Linked DNA regions of Homo sapiens: all the other regions are linked to region 2. Evidence: chromatin contacts called from ENCODE Hi-C or POLR2A ChIA-PET data. All regions are on one chromosome and are shown on one strand. Each heading gives the region's core, a stretch centred on a gene start or an enhancer-like site at or near the end of the contact. The rest is flanking DNA. Distances are from core to core; before and after follow the strand shown.

What was found. A loop is a pair of places that touch in the nucleus more often than their neighbours do. ChIA-PET counts read pairs that join two places held with the same protein, here RNA polymerase II (POLR2A). Pooled maps may share reads with other maps.
Region 1: a loop to region 2 is called in a map of GM12878, with 2.0 times the contacts of the local background. The contact joins two enhancer-like sites. A Hi-C loop is called at or near these places in 3 of 168 maps with a recorded cell type or tissue (GM12878, endothelial cell of hepatic sinusoid and gastrocnemius medialis), 2 of 37 single-sample maps with no recorded cell type and 4 of 50 pooled maps. POLR2A ChIA-PET finds 5 or more read pairs at or near these places in 3 of 52 experiments (GM12878, PC-3 and activated T-cell).
Region 3: a map of HepG2 shows a loop between it and region 2 (2.2-fold over the local background). The contact joins two enhancer-like sites. A Hi-C loop is called at or near these places in 1 of 168 maps with a recorded cell type or tissue (HepG2) and 4 of 50 pooled maps. POLR2A ChIA-PET finds 5 or more read pairs at or near these places in 3 of 52 experiments (A673, GM12878 and activated CD8-positive, alpha-beta memory T cell).

Annotation. Positions count from the first base shown.
Region 1 is chr6:16,510,809-16,514,130 of GRCh38, forward strand. All of the region lies in intron 5 of ATXN1 (ataxin 1), which reads right to left. Among named protein-coding and RNA genes, the nearest start is that of ATXN1-AS1, 250 kb to the right of the region's middle. Within about 2 kb of position 1,288, at least 7 of the 41 ENCODE cell types and tissues checked have a DNase peak (open chromatin) inside an H3K27ac peak, as active enhancers do; they include GM12878, where a contact is called at or near this core.
Region 2 is chr6:16,634,524-16,638,130 of GRCh38, forward strand. The region is part of intron 3 of ATXN1 (ataxin 1); the gene reads right to left. Among named protein-coding and RNA genes, the nearest start is that of ATXN1-AS1, 120 kb to the right of the region's middle. RefSeq lists an enhancer at 1,685-1,854. Within about 2 kb of position 1,934, at least 6 of the 41 ENCODE cell types and tissues checked have a DNase peak (open chromatin) inside an H3K27ac peak, as active enhancers do; they include GM12878, where a contact is called at or near this core.
Region 3 is chr6:16,539,445-16,543,339 of GRCh38, forward strand. All of the region lies in intron 4 of ATXN1 (ataxin 1), which reads right to left. Among named protein-coding and RNA genes, the nearest start is that of ATXN1-AS1, 220 kb to the right of the region's middle. Within about 2 kb of position 2,112, at least 8 of the 41 ENCODE cell types and tissues checked have a DNase peak (open chromatin) inside an H3K27ac peak, as active enhancers do.

The DNA of each region.
Region 1 (3,322 bases), core at 38-2,537, 120 kb before region 2:
CCTTCTGAGGGAGGAAGACAAATGTCACCTTGGCCAACCAAATAGATCTGGGAAGATTTTGTCTTTTTATAAAGCTTGTCTATTTAAGGGTGGGAAGTCAGCAGAAAAACTGCTTGCCAATAGTACACTTCTCCCACTTTAATGAAATCGGTTGGCTGTGAAAATATGTGCATCAAAGTTTTAAAGAGTTTTCTGTCACATCCAGTAGACTTATAATACAGATTGCTACAGATGGAAGATTTATCCTCACTTGATGTAGCAACAGCACTACGTTCTTTGAACTGTAACAAAGCTTTTGATTTTTTTTTTCCCACGTGGTAGATGAATCTTAGTAAGAAAATACAGACTTGATATGACACATACTCAACTACTGTAAAGTGGGTGCTTAATTTAGTTAGGGAGAGGAAGGGGTGGAAGCTGGGGAAAGTCCTGCTTAGAGGGCACCTCACTAGCCACTAGAGGGCATTAACATGTGAATAAAATCATCCTGATTTCCAGGATTCAAACAGCAGACACCATGCATGGGAATTAATGGGGCTCTGCTTCACTCTTCCTTTCCCTTTATAAATGTCCAGAGAGCTAACAACTGCAAAGATGTGGAAGTATATCTAAACTCTTTTTATGTTTTAACACAATAGACATTTAAGGGAATAAACTTGAGCCATGCTAGCTCCAGGACTAGGATTGACATATGTTTCCTTCAGGGTGCCCGATTTCCATTCTTCAGAAGTCCACAACCTTCTGAATAACAGAGGTCTTTTCTCCCTCAGAATCAACCTAGCAACAAGTCCGAAACCTCCAAAAACTTCTCATACCTGTAATCCTAGCACTTTGGGAAGCCAAAGTGAGAGGATTGCTTGAGCCCAGGAATTCAAGACCAGCCATGTCTCCAAAACTTCCAAAAACTTCTCCAGCCTGCTTGCTAAAAATTCAAGTTGATAGTCCACCCATTGCAAAAGGATATTTCCTTCAGGAAGCAGGAGGAAGATAAGCGAGGCTGGGGAAGACTGAAGACAACAGTCCTCAGTTCTGAGGAGAATGAGCGGGAAGTGATTGATGGTCAGTCCCAGGCCACCGCCCTGCCTTAGTGGGTGTCTTTGCCACGAGGTGGCCTTCCAGGTAGCTTGGCTTCCTTCTGCACCTAAGCTTATAATGGCAAGACTAACCTTGCCTCTCCAGCCCCCATCTTTCTCCTCAAACGGTCCCTCTAATCTTTGTACATACTCATGGGTTCAATTACCAGGCAGGATGCCCTGAGGCAGCCAGGTGTTAGTTGGCAACAGAACACACAAAGGCCTCCCCGCCTCCATTCAGCGTCAGGGTGATAAAGATATCATTACCCTCAAAGCCAGCTCCTCAGAAGTTCTGCCACCACGGCAGATATGAAAGGCTTTACCACATAGTTTTCATACACAGTTCTTCTTCCTCAGAAAGCACCATTTGTTTGAGTATCCGTAAATAACTCCTACAGAAGACACAATTTGCTCTAATGTTTTGGAGCTATGGAATTTATTATGATCACAGAACCAGGAAATAGCTGAATGTGAAAACAGGAACATCTCAAATCACCCCTCAGCTCTAAGAAGAGTAACGCATTTCAAATTAAAAGCAAAGTCATTGCTGTGTTTACTGTTCTCTCTCAATGAGGGGCCTGCACTCCCAGGACAGTGTCAGCATACTTAGCTTTTCAAATACTAAATAAAAACAACAGCATCTCCAAGTTCTAAGCATTTATAAAAGGTATTCTCTTTTAAAGATAAAGACAAGTTTAGAAGGCAGGCCCCTTTTTTTGTCGCAATCGGTTAAAAAGTGAAGAGAAATAGAATGGGCTGAACAAAATATATAGCAGGCTCTGTGGTCTGCTTTTTCTAAAAGTTCTGCCCACAGATTTTCAGACACCAACAGCAACAAACAGTCATTCCCTCCCTCCTGCAAGTGAGGGTGACAGCCAATGCCAGGAGCTACAGCAACAGAAGAATGTACTTTAAAAGAGAGACAGGAGAATGGCTTAGACCCTCTACCTGCCATCACCATCACCTCCTAACCAGAAATGACAACAAGCAGCACTTTCTAGGAATTTGTTAGTGGCTGTGATCATGTGTCCTTCTTGCACTCACGTTTCTCTTTTGACCAAATATTATTTAGTAAGATGTGGTTGAGTGGCCCCTGGGAATCACCATTGAAACAGAAGGCTTTCTAAGTAAAATATCTGTTCAGTATCTGTTCTTGCAGTGCAAAGCACATTTCAAAAGTTCAGCCAACGGCTAGGAAAATGTTTGGGGCACGCAGAATCCCTTCTACGCCAACAGAACTAATCTCATGTATGCATTTTTCAGCTCCTGAGTTGAGAAGACATATTAAAAACCCAGCAACATGTTTATCTTCATTAAACAGCAAATGTCCTTTCAAACAATATACAACAGGGCAGAGATCACTGTTTGTGCTAATGGAAAGTGATCAAAAGCCCCAAGATTCTTTGGTTAGCTGACTCTGAAGCCTGCTCGTGCTTGAGTTTCTACACAAAGTACATCAAAAGAATATAGATATCACTGGAGATTCTAAATGTTTAAAGTCTCTAGGACTAGCAAGAAAATATGCTTGAAACTATAGGAAATGGGGAACAGAACATTACTGTTGACTTCCACCTTTTCCCTGTAACACAATACATTACAATCTATAAATAGCTTAGGCTGTCTGTTTAAATATGCACCTCCCCCGGAAAAGATAGAGGCTTCCGATCATCTTGCTATTTGCAAGGAATCTTACTCACAAATCAATCTAACAGGCCACGGTGATATTATGGGGATGTAAAAGGGACTGAAATGATCAAGAGCGTCACGTGTCTTCCAAGCCAAGTGGGGTCCTATGCCTTGCTGGTTTGAAGAAGTGGGAGAAACTTCATCAAGAGCAGCAACTCAGGTGTCTGTCCACCAGAGTAAGCAGGAGGTTCTGACCAGCAAGGGTAGCCTAGGGCATGGGAGGGAGGGAGACAGTGACTTTAAAGCTTTCCTGTTCTGTCACACTTCCTGCACCTCTGCCCAGAGGTGGCTGCTCCACAGACCCAAGCAGAAAGCAGACAAGAAAGGCAAGATGTCAGGAATTCTCTTCTCTCCCAGTAGCATCTTTCCTGTTCTAGCCTAAATGCAGGGGAAAAAGATTTGGGGCTGAGGCACCTCTGAATCCCAGGGAGCTCAGGAGCTCACTCTGATTCCTTGGAGCTGAAGAGTTGCTGTGTGCAAGCTGCACACAGCCGTAGCGTCTCTCATTAGACTCTCTTCTACCACTAGAGCCAGGCAGCTATGAAGAGTGACATGACCAGCCA
Region 2 (3,607 bases), core at 684-3,183:
TTTAGATTTTCTTCTCCAAAAAAGAAACCCTGTGTACATTAGCAGTCACTCTGCATTCCTCTCCCACCTCCGGCCTCTGCAACCCCCAAACTAACTTCTGTCTCTATGGATTTGTCTATTCTGGACCTTTCATATAAATGAAATTGAAGTATGTGGTCTCTCAATTCACATGATGTTTTGAGGTTCATCTATGTTGTAGCATGTATTAATACTTTGCTTACTGGTTGTTTTTTTCCTGATCAATATTCCATTAAACATTTATTTTGCGTGTGTGTGTGTGAGGAGGATACATATTTCATGAGTGCAGAGTGCTCAGCTCAGTACTTGGAGACACAGCACTCTGAAAATGTCTGTAGCTTTCATTACCATTGGCATTATTACTATCGTTTTGTCACTTTTGTTTACAATTGCACTGGTCTCCACCAGTTGATTATTAAGCTCTAGAGCAGGGGTTCCCAACCCCTGGGCTACAGACCTCCTGCACAACAGGAGGTGAGCAGTAGGCGAATGAGCAAAGCTTCATCTGTATTTACAGCCACTCCCCATTGTTCAAATTACCACCTGAGCTCTGCCTCCTGTCAGGTCAGCAACGGCATGAGATTCTCATAGGAGCGTGAACCCTATTGTGAACTGCACATGTGAGGGATGTAGGTTGCACCCTCTTTATGAGAATCTAATGCCTGATGATCTGTCACTGTCTCCCATCACCCCTAGATGGGACCGTTTTGTTGCAGGAAAACAAGCTCAAGGATCTCACTGATTCTACATTATGGTGAGTTGCATAATTATTTCATTATATATTACAACATAATAATATAAATAAAGTGCACAATGAATATAAATGCATTTGAATCATCCCAAAACCATCCCCCGCTCCACCCTAGTCTGTGGAAAAACTGTCTTCCATGAAACCAGTCCCTGGTGCCAAAAAGGTTAGGGACCACTGGTCTAGAGAGAAGGAGCTCTTCTTACACACTGCCCAGAAACTGAGGATGTGACAGAAGTTCAACGAGAGCTAACTAAACAACTAAGTAGCAACCTGACAAGGGCTCAGACAGCTCCAACTAAACCTACACTGCTGCTGCCGCTTACAAAAGCTCATTCATATGTGTGAGTTCAGGCAAAAACACAGTCGTTATCTGATTCTTTAGGCAGGACATTGACCAGATAAATAAATATGTCTGAATCTGCAGAGAAATAATTTCAAAAGGGCTTCAGAAGGAGAAGGAAAATCCACTGTAGCCAGAAGCATCCAAAAGCATCCTGAAAACATGAGTGGAGGAAGGCTGAGCAGGTGTGGGCTGGGGAGGCAGGCAACCCCGCACAGCAGCCAGCACAAACACAAAGCGACGACGCCCACTGTGCTGGGGAAGCACAGGCAGCACAGTCCGTGCAAGGGAAACGCGGCTCCCTACAAGGTGTTTTCAAGGTTCCGGTTTCCCCAGAGCACAACCCTAACCTCAGGCAGTGCACAGTTCTCCCAATAAAAGTCACTCGCCCGTGGAGATCACCGAACACCTGAATTGACACCACGGGCACTTCCAACCTGTGTTCCTGACCACCCTCCCCATGACCTGCCTCCCTTACATCATTTCTGTTTTCCTTTCCCATGGTCCTGTGACTTCTCTTACTCTTTCAAATGCAAAATGTCACAGCTGAAGGGAAGGAACCTCCAAGGATGATCTGGGCTACTGCTTTCTTCTTCATAGGGGAGGAAACTGAGATTCCAGAGAGGTTGGTAACTTTCCCAAGGTTACAAAATTAGCAGTGCAGCCGGAACTGAAACCTACATTGTGTGACCACTCTCCTCCTCCCAAAGCAATTTAGTTTCCAACTGGACCTCATCTGCCTACTTGTTTCTCCCCCAGCCCCCAGGCAGCCCTTCACTGTGGCTGCTGAGTCATCAGGATGAGCTTTGTTCTCAAGCAAGCCACTGGGACAGGCCCTCATGTCTTGAGTAGGACAAAGTATATTTGGCCACTCCCCACTTTGTGGTCACCCTGCTCTGCCTGATGCATGGGCACCTTCTGCCCATGACAACTGTCATTCGCCCTGAATAGTCTATGCCATCACACCTCCTTATGGCTACTAACATAAAAGGTAAGTGACTAATAAATGGTATCATGAATTAATATGAAACCTTTTATACAGACAAATATTTGATTCCTCAGTTATATTTTCTTGGGATCTTTTCTTCCCAGGTCATAGCAGTGCTGTTTCAACAGGAAATGTCATAGCTTGAATGCCAGGTGCACTTTAAAAAATAATCTAAACTAAATTAGCTTTTACACCTAACGACGGCCTGGGAATAATAAAGGAACTCTTTGAAAAAGGAAGAAAGTGGAGAAATAGGAACACTTTTACACTGTTGGTGGGCCTGCAAACTAGTTCAACCATTGTGGAAGACAGTGTGGCGATTCCTCAAGGATCTAGAACTAGAAATACCATTTGACCCAGCCATCCCATTACTGGGGATATACCCAAAGGATTATAAATCATGCTGCTATAAAGGCACATGCGCACGTATGTTTATTGCGGCACTATTCACAATAGCAAAGACTTGGAACCAACCCAAATGTCCATCAATGATAGACTGGATTAAGAAAATGTGGCACATATACACCATGGAATACTATGTAGCCATAAAAAAGGATGAGTTCATGTCCTTTGTTGGGACATGGATGAAGCTGGAAACCATCATTCTCAGCAAATTATCGCAAGGACAAAAAACCAAACACCGCATGTTCTCACTCATAGGTGGGAATTGAACAATGAGAACACTTGGTCACAGGAAGGGGAACATCGCACACCGGGGCCTGTCATGGAGTGGGGGGAGGGGGGAGGGAAAGCTTTAGGAGATATACCTAATGTAAATGATGAGTTAATGGGTGCAGCACACCAACATGATACATGTATACATATGTAACAAACCTGCACATTGTGCACATGTACCCTAGAACTTAAAGTATAATAAAAAATAAATAAAATAAAATAAAAAAAGAAAAAGGAAGAAAGAAACTAATTGAGCACACTAGAAGTCAACAGCTGTTTCTCCAATTAGAGTCACCTATAACAAGTGAATTCTTAGCAGGGAAAATCACCTTAAAATATCCATGTCGAGTTAGGAAAAAATGTTTCATAAAATAGCTATTAAATTAATTTTCTTGAATTGGCATGGGACAAGAAGCTATATAGTTCAGTTCTGCTAAACACCTAAAAAACTCTGATATACTACAGCTACGCCAGGCAAATCGCAAGTTGTTGGGGGGCGATTCCCAGAAATATGTGAATCACGATTGTGACTCATCAGTTTGGGAAATTTAGGACATGATCACTATCAGTCAAACATGATATTATTATCTGCCAAATGTCCAAGATATAAATTTCCTTGGAAACAGCTGGCAGAGGTAGGCATAGCCCTTTAATTTTCCTAATTTGTGGGCTAGCAGATTTTTTGGAATTTCACATACTAGTATGAAAGAGAAATAAATATGTTTTAATTAATGCATACATATGCACAGTTTAAACATATTCATAATCAGGGGTGGATCCAGTCTGTGAGGTCTGCAGTTTATAAAACTAGTCAAGGGGTAGAGGAGTGTGTATG
Region 3 (3,895 bases), core at 862-3,361, 95 kb before region 2:
GGAAGTTATGGAGAATTGGAATCTAATGAAAAGAGATAAGAGAGGAGCAGAGAGATAAAGGAACCCTTGAAAATCAGCCCCAATATCTCACCCAGATATGGGTGGCCTCAGAGCTTATTGATATAGACTGTGTCTCTCACCAAAGGGCATGCCATTTGCTTGCCATCATTTCTTTAAAACTATTAGTCACTCTCACACCGATTTACCTTTAAACAAGGACATTCTATAACCAGGGATCCACCTCTGTGGCTTAGTCATCGGATCAGCCTCAAGGTCACCGACTAGAGTAACCTGATGACAATTACCTCATTCACCCACTATAGAACAGTTCTATCACCGATCAATACAGGACACCTCTGCACAACATCAACAAAGCCTTCTCAAGGGGGCACCCTGCATGCATCAGAAACAAATTACACCCTTAGAGGCAGATGACACACCGAAGGCAGAAAGATCCTCTCTGCAAAGCAAAGCCTTTGTTTAAGTCTGAGAGGAGTGCCAATCCAACCTCAAAAAAAGGAGAAAAGGAGAGGAAAGAGGATCCATGCCACAGAAACAGAGTACTGTTCGGAACTCTTTTCTTGACATGATGTTTCCCTTGCCTTTCCGCTCGAACACGGGATGCATCTTCTGGGGAAGAGAAAACTGGAAGTGCAATGACAGGGGACTGCAATGCTGAGAATCAAGAAACAGAATTTCACAGTGCATTGGTGAAATCACCAATAATAAACATTATAGAGTGCTTACTCTGTGTCAGTCTCTTAATTATTATTATAATTATTTTTGGAGACGGAATCTTGTTCTGTCACCAGGCTGGAGTGCAGTAGCATGATCTCGGCTCAATGCAACCTCCGCCTCCTGGGTTCAAGTGATTCCCCTGCCTCAGCCTCCCAAGTAGCTGGGACTACAGGCGCGTGCCACCACGCCTGGCTAATTTTTTATATTTTTAGTAGAGACGGGTTTCACCATGTTGGCCAGGATGGTCTCGAACTCCTGACCTCAGGTGATCCACCCACCTCAGCCTCCCAGAGTGCTGGGATTACAGGCATGAGCCACTGCGCCCGGAACTGATTCAGCTCTCCCAACAGCCCAGTGAGATGAGTTCTATTATTATTCCCATTGTACAGATTGGAGTACTGAGGCACAAGAGGGTAGGTAAAGTGCCTGAAGTCACACTGATAAATGGCTGCAGTTGGGATTCAAAGCCAAGGAGTTAGGCTCTAGAGTCACTATATTAAACTGCCTGGTTAAGAACAGCAATATTACATAATGTTAGGTTTGTGTTGTGTTTTACAGTTTACAAAATATTTGCACATGCTTTTTCCCTCTGCTTGGAATGGCTGTCTCATGTATTTACTTATGAGTTCCTCTCCCAACAGAGCCTTCTACTGAAAGGTGTTCAATACCGTGTTCATAGAGTGAAGGTATGAATAACTGACTCTAATTAATCCTTAAATTGCTGTGGGAGACAGGCTGAGAATATATGACTAAACTTGTTTTGAAATAAGGAAAATGAGGTTTGGGAAAATCAAATGACTTGTCTAAGGTCATATTGCTTTGAATATGAGCTCATCGTAACTAAACCAGTGGTTTAAAAAAAATTTTTTTTAACCACAGGACCTTTCTAAGAAAACTATTTTACATAGCCTCAGAATATCACAGAGCTGAAGGAGAAGCTGCCCCGCTGCCCCGGTCAATAGAGGCTGAGGGCAGCCCACAGCCTCAAAGTTTATGGGGAGCCTCTGGGGCTTTGCAGAATGCAGGCTGGGGACTCACTACTGCACCACGCAACACTACTAGGACACCTGACCCAGCCCTGAAACTTTGAGAGAGGGTGACCAACCACACCTTCAAGTCTCACCCATTTACGACTCTGACCCATGGGGGAAGGCAGAGGATTAAGATTCTTTCTCCTTCCACCCCAGCAGAGGGACCTGTTCTTAGCTTCCCAGCTTGAGCGTCTCTTTCTGTTTCTTTCTTTGGAGCTCTTCTGTATTTGTTCCTTTTTCAGTCCCGAGGGCTGATCACTGGAAACAGGGCAACCTCTGGTGACCTGGTTTTTCATCACCAGCCAGGGCAGAAGAAGTCAAAGTGTGCTCAAGGGCTTTGCACGCTGCTCCCTAGAACTGGACGCCTTTGAGAAATCTGGGATTCTTCCAGGCGGCAGACTTCATTCCACAGTGGTGGAAAAGCTGGCCAGGGAGAGAGAGCAATTTTGCAAGGCACAGTGCCGCACTTGGACCTGTATCCTGACACCGCCAAATCAGAGGAGGCAGAAAGCCCTGAGTGTTACAGAACGTCTGAGCTAGAGGAGGCCTCTAAGAGCTTTCAGTCCAGTCTCCTCATTTAATGAACACGGAAATTGTATCCTGCTAACGTAAAGTGACTTGGTCAAAGCTACGCAGTGGCACAACTAAAACTCAGGATTTCTGACATCTTGCCCCTGAGCACCCAAAACTCAAAGGACAGAAAGTACAATGTGAACTACAGAAGTAACCAAAGGACTTTCTGGTGATGTCAAATGATGCAAGACAGCAAAATGCTCAAGTTGGGAATAAATTGATAGGTGTATCTATTAAAACCATCTCTTAAGGCCTTCTGGGGGAAAACGCCACCACCAAGAATTACTTGAAGGCTTGTCAAGTGCTTTAAGGCGCTATAAGGCAAGATGCAACACTGAGAGACATTAAAAAAAGATAACCTTTTCCCCACTGCCTGAGTTGCTCTTGAGTGCCTAGTGGGTGAACAGAGGAGGGAGAAGCGCCCAGGCTTCCAATGGGTTCTCTGCACAGCCACACGGTCATTAGCATCCACAATCTGCATTCACTCCAGATGAGATTTCATCACCGCATCCTATTTATTCATTCCTTAATATAAATCTAAATTGCGCTCTTCAAATAGCAGAGAGCACTATGCTTCAGTAAGGGGAAAGAGAAACGATCACATTAAGAGACGTGCTGCTGCATTTTCATCTTCTCCCTCCTATGTTACTTTGGTCTTGACAGCCTTAATTCACACAGTGCTCCCGGAGCCCTTCCCTGGCTCGTCCCAAGGATCAGCAAACACACGGCTATCTTAGTTTTTCACACTGGGGCTCTCTCTAGAGGGAAAGTATGTAGCTTTCCACATTCCCAACTACTTGGGAGCCCAAGGTGTTTGCAGCAGCCAAATACAACTAACGAGTAGGAAAAAGACACTAAGAAATGCCACAATTGTGTCTGACACATTCAAAAGACAGTTGTCCTCCCATCCATGGAGGATCTGTTCCAAGACCCCAGTGGACGCCTAAAACCATGAATAGTACCTTTATGTATATCTACTATGTTTTTTCCTATACATATACACCCATGATAGAGTTTAATTTATAAATAAGTCACAGTAAGAGATTAACAACAAAAACTAATAATAAAATAGAACAATCATAACATTATACTGTACTAAAAGTTATGTGAATGTGGTGTCTCTCTCTCTCTCTCAAAATATCTTATTGCATGGCACTCACCTGTTTTTGTACCACGCTTGACTGTGGGTAATTGAAACAGCAGAAAATGACACCGAAGATGGGGGGTGGGGGGAACTACTGTATCAACCTGGATAAGTTCACAGGGAACGGAACACATTCTTTCCAGAAGGTGATGCATAAAATCACAGCATGTCCACAAATGGCCTTTGGGAATGATGGGACATTTGAGTTTACAAAATGCGAGACAAGCAAAGCCCAGGGAGCTGAGCTCTGGCCTGGGTCCCGCTCATTCCTTCCCACCGTCCCGCAGCCACCACCACCTCTCATTCTGTGCGGGAGGGGACATGTGGCCCTAGCACCACCACTTTCCTTATAAAAAGTAATTTATGGTTCCCTTTCCCATGACAGGAAAACTGATAGAAGTTTACAGGC